2 separate regions of the Homo sapiens genome follow, and region 1 is linked to region 2. The links are chromatin contacts, found by Hi-C or POLR2A ChIA-PET in ENCODE. All regions are on one chromosome and are shown on one strand. Each heading gives the region's core, a stretch centred on a gene start or an enhancer-like site at or near the end of the contact. The rest is flanking DNA. Distances are from core to core; before and after follow the strand shown.

What was found. Hi-C counts contacts between places; a loop is a spot of excess contacts on that map. ChIA-PET counts read pairs that join two places held with the same protein, here RNA polymerase II (POLR2A). Pooled maps may share reads with other maps.
Region 1: a loop to region 2 is called in a pooled map, with 6 times the contacts of the local background. The contact joins two enhancer-like sites. A Hi-C loop is called at or near these places in 2 of 168 maps with a recorded cell type or tissue (B cell and Calu3) and 6 of 50 pooled maps. POLR2A ChIA-PET finds 5 or more read pairs at or near these places in 3 of 52 experiments (OCI-LY7, activated T-cell and activated naive CD8-positive, alpha-beta T cell).

The regions. Positions count from the first base shown.
Region 1 is chr7:151,930,944-151,934,260 of GRCh38, forward strand. No RefSeq gene overlaps it. Among named protein-coding and RNA genes, the nearest start is that of GALNTL5, 24 kb to the right of the region's middle. RefSeq lists enhancers at 2,361-2,460, 2,481-2,530. Within about 2 kb of position 1,633, at least 11 of the 41 ENCODE cell types and tissues checked have a DNase peak (open chromatin) inside an H3K27ac peak, as active enhancers do.
Region 2 is chr7:151,837,769-151,840,904 of GRCh38, forward strand. All of the region lies in intron 1 of PRKAG2 (protein kinase AMP-activated non-catalytic subunit gamma 2), which reads right to left. Among named protein-coding and RNA genes, the nearest start is that of PRKAG2-AS2, 33 kb to the left of the region's middle. RefSeq lists enhancers at 255-836, 1,069-1,118. Within about 2 kb of position 1,328, at least 10 of the 41 ENCODE cell types and tissues checked have a DNase peak (open chromatin) inside an H3K27ac peak, as active enhancers do.

The DNA.
Region 1 (3,317 bases), core at 383-2,882, 93 kb after region 2:
CATCACTGGAAAAGGATTCCTGGAAGCAGGAATGGTCTGCAGCGTCAGATGCCGCGGTTAGCTCAAACAGGATGACGTCTGAAACAGGCTGGGGGATCAACATCTGGGAAGGCATTGATCTTTTCTTACCTCTCTCAAAGAAACTATTTTTTATTGTTGTTTTAATATTATGTTTATATTTTCTTTTATGAAAGTAACCTTCCAAAATTTGAAAATACTGAATCACACAAAGAAATGGTGAAATTATAGGTGATAATTTCCAGTCTTTTTGTGTGTGTGTCTCTACAGCTATACATAGTTGCAATCATACTGTATACACAATTTTTGTGTATTTCCTGATTTTTCACTGGATATTATAGCATTTCCAATTATTTATTTACCTTTTCTCTTCACTGTTAAGCATATGGGAAGTTTCCAAATTTTGTTGTTAAAATAATGTTTGTAATAAACTATTTTAAAACATAGTTTCCTTTGATTTTTAATATTTACTTAGAATAAATTTCTAGAAGTGTCCGAAATAAACATTTTAAGACTCTTGATATAACAAAATGCATTTCAGAAATGTTGTGCTGATTGGCACTCCCACCAGCAGAGAATAAAAGTATTTAAATGACTGCATGATTTTTAACTATCTTGTTTTTTTTCTTAAAGTGATGCAAATCCCTTTTGGAAACCAGAGTATAGTATAATAAACATACACACACCTAACATATATTTATATGTGTGTTATTTGCATACAATGTATATTTGTATAACTGTATATTTGTATACACATATATACAAAGAAATATCTTTCTCCAAATAATGTTAGTGATGGGGCACCAATATGAACGCAAAAGCCTTTCATCATCTCTTCTACAGGACAGCCATCATGAAACTAATTCCTTTCTCCCTTGTTTAGGGGAAAGGAAAAACAAACTAACATTTATGGAGCAAATTCTTTTTGTTGTTGTTGTTGTTTTGAGACAGAGTCTCACCCTGTCGCCCAGGCTGGAGTGCAGTGGCGCGATCTCAGCTCACTGCAAGCTCCGCCTCCCGGGTTCACGCCATTCTCCTGCCTCAGCCTCCCGAGTAGCTGGGACTACAGGCGCCCGCCACCAAGCCCGGCTAATTTTTTGTATTTTTTTTAGTAGAGACGGGGTTTCACTGTGTTAGCCAGGACGGTCTCGATCTCCTGACCTCGTGATCCGCCTGCCTCTGCCTCCCAAAGTGCTGGGATTACAGGTGTGAGCGGAGCAAATTCTTGACCTGGTATACCGTCAGTTCTTAAAAATGAATCAAGAAATGTGCCACTCTACTAGTGTCCATTTCACTCTTAGAGCAACTTGCACATGATGTAAGTAATATTTTCCTAGTTTTACAAAGAAAGGAAATAGACTTAACAAGGCTAATTCGCTTCCCCAAGGGCATGCAATTAGTAGGTGGTGAAATCAGAATTTACACTCACTCCCGTCTTCATTGAAACGTAGTGCTTAATTTCCTGTGAGCTGCACTGGAGAGAGCTCTATCCTTGAAAGGCAAGATTTTCTTGGTTCTTTCAAAGATGACATCAGAGGGGTGGTGCCTGCTGTTTTCTAAGACTCACTTCTGGTTTCTGGTTGATTAGTTCTTTAGGAGAAGGCTCCCAACCCTCAATAGGAAGCCCAGTCTCCAAAGGTGGCCAGAACACGGTCCCCTCTCTGTGGGCATTAGCCTGGATAAAAGCCAGCTCTGAGGTCATATTTATTATATGATTGTGTAATAAAAGCTCTTTACTGGTGAATTGGCCGCTGGCAGCATTTTCCTGAGAATTCGAGGGAATCAAGTGTACAGAATAACAAGAAAAACAGCGCCTTAGGAAGCGTCCCAAAGGAATGGAGGGAGCACCCGCCATAGGTGCCAGGGACACCCGTGGGTCGCGCCTGTTTGCCTGCACTCTCAACTCCCTTCCTCTAGCTGCTGGGTGTTACTTACTCTGCCAACAATTTGTTACATTGTGTTTTTTAAAACACTGTTCAGGCCGGGTGCGGTGGCTCACGCCTGTAATCCCAGCACTTTGGGAGGCAGAGACGGGCGGATCACAAGGTCAAGAGATCGAGACCATCCTGGCTAACATGGTGAAACCCCGTCTCTACTAAAAATATAAAAATTAGCCGGGCGTGGTGGCGGGCGCCTGTAATCCCAGCTACTCGGGAGGCTGAGGCAGGAGAATGGCGTGAACCCGGGAGGCGGAGGTTCCACTGAGCCAAGATCGCGCCACTGCACTCCAGCCTGGCGACAGAGCGAGACTCCGTCTCAAACAAAACAAAACAAGAAAACACAACACGGTTCAGATTGTCACTGCGCCCTGTGATGTGTCCTCTTTGCCGTAAGGAGTTGTTGTGTAGGTTTGGGAACAAGGGGTAGGGGCATCGCCTCTCCTGCCAGAGGGCGGTAGGACTGTCCGATGACACCTGGTTTCCATAGCACTCCCGACAAGCCCTAGGAGGCTGTTCTCCTTACACATAATTATTCTAGATCTCCCTCTTGTGGACCATCTATGAAATAAAAGACACCAGTCTTTTTTTTTTTTTTTAACAGAGGCTTGCTCTGTTGCCCAGGCTGGAGTGCAGTGGTGTGATCTCGGCTCACTGCAGCCTCCGCTTCCTGGGTTCAAGTGATTCTCCGGCCTCAGCCTCCTGAGTAGCTGGGATTACAGGCGCCCACTACCACACCCAGCTGATTTTTGTATTTTTAGTAGAGACAGGGTTTCACCATGTTGGTCAGGCTGGTCTCAAACTCCTGACTCCACCTGCCTCGGCCTCCCAAAGTGCTGGGATTACAGGTGTGAACCACGGCCCCCCCGCCCCCCCGCCAAAACCAATCATATTTAATAGATACAATGAAGAATGTTATAGGTTATAAGGAATTAATTTCTGTGAGTACTATTTCAACATGTAAGACCATTAGTTTTTTTGTTATGAAATATTACAGACTTTTTAAATGTATATAGAGAATAATATAAAAATACCCATGCACCCACAAACCAGCTTTATCAGATCTTAACATTTTGCCCCACATTTACTTCAGATCCTTTAAAAAGGTAAAATAGATACAGTTGAGGGTCCCTAAATATATCCTCTCCCTAAAGTAATCATGGTTCTGAATTTATCTGTATTACTCCCATACATATGTTTATACTTCTCTACATGTATGTGTGCCAATACAATGCACACTGCTGTTTTATATGTTTGAAATTTTATAAGAAGTTACTGTCACACTGCATGTATTATTCTGCAATCTGTTTTTCTCCCACAATATTATACTTTTGAAGTTTTTCCTTGTGTTTCTGTTTCATT
Region 2 (3,136 bases), core at 78-2,577:
CACCAGTGCCTTCAGAAGCTCCCCTACCGAGTGGGCCTGTCTTAGGGAGGAATTACTTCCTACAGCTAATCCAGAGTTCCCGCCCCCTGCAACAAAACCCACAGCAGCTTCTCCTCCGGTAAAGCCGGGATCTGAGCAGACAGTCACTCCTGTGGGCAGCGCTGGCTGGAAAGGACACTGGAGCAGGCCGCGCCTGGGCCTTGGAGACACGCACAGGACCCTGGAGGAGGCCACACCTGGGCCTCGGGAACGCGCACAGGACCCCGGAGGAGGCCACACCTGGGCCTCGGGAACAGGCACCAGCAGAGGCAGGACTGGAAAGGACAGGAGAGGCTGGGCCCACATTTAATCTCTGTTCCCTCTCCCTCCACAGTGGTGCCTTTATTTCTAGAAGCAACGAAGGAAACACAGTAGACTCAGAGCCAGAAGAGGAAGAGGAGGCCAGCTCCCACTGCTGCAGCACTCAGCTGGGGTCAGCGGGGCTGTGGCGTTGCACCACTCCATGAAGGGCCTGGTGTCCCTTGACTTGGACACCCTCGACCCTGCCAGGCTCGGCCCCACAGCCTTGCTCAATCCCCTCAGCACCCTCGTCTCCAGCAGACGGGTATCCTGGACATGTCTCACCTGATTTGACACAAGACCACCAAGACAAGGGGCAGGTGGGTGCAGTGGCTCACATCTATAATCCCAGCACTTTGGGAGGCTGAAGCAGGAAGATTGCTTGAGCCCAGGGGTTGGAGATCACCCTGGGCAACATGGTAAAACCCGTCTCTACAAAAAATACAAAAATTAGCCAGGTGTGGTGGTGCATGCCTGTGGTCTCAGCTACTCAGGAGGCTGAGGTGGGAGGACCGCTGGAGCCAGGGAAGTCGAGGCTGCAGTGAGCTGTGTTTGCTCCACTGCACTCCAGCCAGGGAGATAAAGCAAGACCCTGTTTCAAAAAAAAAAAAAAAAAAGTAAAGAAGGCCAGGCACAGTGGCTCACACCGGTAATCCCAACACTTTGGGCGGCTGAGACAGGCAGACCCCTTGAGTTCAGGAGTTAGAGACAAGCCTGGCCAACATGGTGAAACCCCATCTCTACTAAAAATACAAAAATTAGCCAGGCGTGTTGGCTCATGCCTGTAGTTCCAGCTACTCGAGAGGCTTAGACAGAAGAATCGCTTGAACCCGGAAGGCAGAGGTTGTAGTGTGCAGAGACTGAGCCATTGCACTCCAGGCTGGGCAACAGAGTGAGACTGTCTCAAAAAAAAAAAAAAAAAAATAGAAAAGGGGCAGCTTCCTCTGAAGCCAGCTCTGCAGACTGGCAGCTGCCTGACACCTCAGCCGGGCCATTTCCTGAACGGCTAGGCAGGGGCACGTTGGGCTTTAACTGCCCTCAGCCCCACCCCAACCAGGGCTCGCTGCACCAGAAGCTTCCTAGAAAACCACATCTTTTCTGCTAAGAATCAGAAAAGTCGTGATATTCTCAGACATCAGCCAACTACAGACTGGCCTGCAGAAGGAAGGAAAGTAGAAGGAGGAAGTCAAGTGATGCTGGGGCAAGGCAGCGTGGCCGGGCACCGCGGTCGGAACTCTCGTGCTGGTTTGCAGCTCAGAAGCGGTCCGCAGCCCCTGCCGTCCAGCCCTAACCCTGACCTCTTTAGGCCTCAGTTTCCCCACCTAGACAAGGATGATGGTCCATGAGTCTGCTATTTTTCATTGAGCAACCTTGTACTCAGTGCCTGTTCGGAATGAGAATAGCAATGTCTACAGTTCCAATGCTTTCGCCACACCTTACTCATGTCTTGTATTTAAATCCGGTCTGATGATTTACATAATGCTTCACCCACGAGAATTCCTTCAGCAGGGAATGAGGGTGTCATGGAGACGCCGCCTCGGGCCTCGGTAACCACTAGGGAAGAAACGCCAGGGACACCTGGTCCTGACTTGGGATCTGGTGCTCCAGGCTCTAGCTCTGTCCATAGCCCAAGGGTGCTGAGCCCCAAGTGGTCACACCTGCAATGTCACTGAGCTTGGGTAGTGGTCCATCCAGGGCCAGCCAGCCCAACGTAGCAGGGGCCCGCCTTCCCCAGGGACACCGTGTGGCCCAGGAGCCACAGCAGAGGAAGCTGAGCAGGGCGGCAGAGGAAGCTGAGCAGGGTGGCAGCTCCCTGGGAGGCCACACCTGTACCCCAGGGGTTCTTGGACAATTGGGGGCAGGGCTCAAGAGGGAGATCAGATATCCCCCTAACAAAGAGAGTGGGGGCTGGAGCGGTGAATTTGGACACTGAAAGAGGAGTGACTGTATTTGTACCCTGAGTGTGTGCGCCAGTCCTTGAGGGCATTACATTTTACATTACGTTTGTAATCAGAAAAGTAGACTTTCAAAAGAAGACATCATCTAAGTTACTTGTTAGGAGTGGCAGATTCATCTCCCCGGAGCTGGTGACAGTAGGGAGGCATTTGAAAAGGTGCCTGGACAGCACAGGCCTTGAGGGAGGACAGGTCCTCCATGCCCAGAATGCAACTGGCTGGCTAAGGTGCCTTCGAGGTTCCCCAGGCTGCCTGTGTAGAGAAAGCAGCAGCTGGCCCAGCAGCCCAGCTGCAAAGGGCCCTCACCATGCACCAGTTAGTTACTCATTCATTCATTTAGATGAGGTCTCGCTCTGTCATCCAGGCTCAATCATAGCTGGGTGGGGCAATCATAGCTCACTGCAGCCTCAACTTCCTGGCCTCAATTGATCCTCCCATCTCAGCCTCCTGCCTCTGTGCACCTGTCCCGAGGCCCCAACCTGCAGTCCTGAGACTACAGATGCATCTGGCCCCCGGACCTGCACTGTGTGGATGTGGCTTCTGTCAGTTCACTGCCTCAGGAGCAAGAGTAGGAATGGGAGGTCCTCCCAAGATGGAAGTTCACTGTTCTGTGAAACATGAACCCCCCGGACCTCCGTCGCCAGAGTGGTCCAGCAGGGTGCACAGGGGCTCCGGCCCCAAGCCGGCCTGCTTCTGATGGAGGGGTTTACACCGGAGCGAGGAGCTGCCCACCCGAGTCTCAGGCTCCTCATTCATCAACTGTGGATGTTGTTAGTTTAAGAATATAAAGTGCTGCCGGGCACGGTGGCACCTACAGTCCCAGCTACTTGCGACGCTGGGGC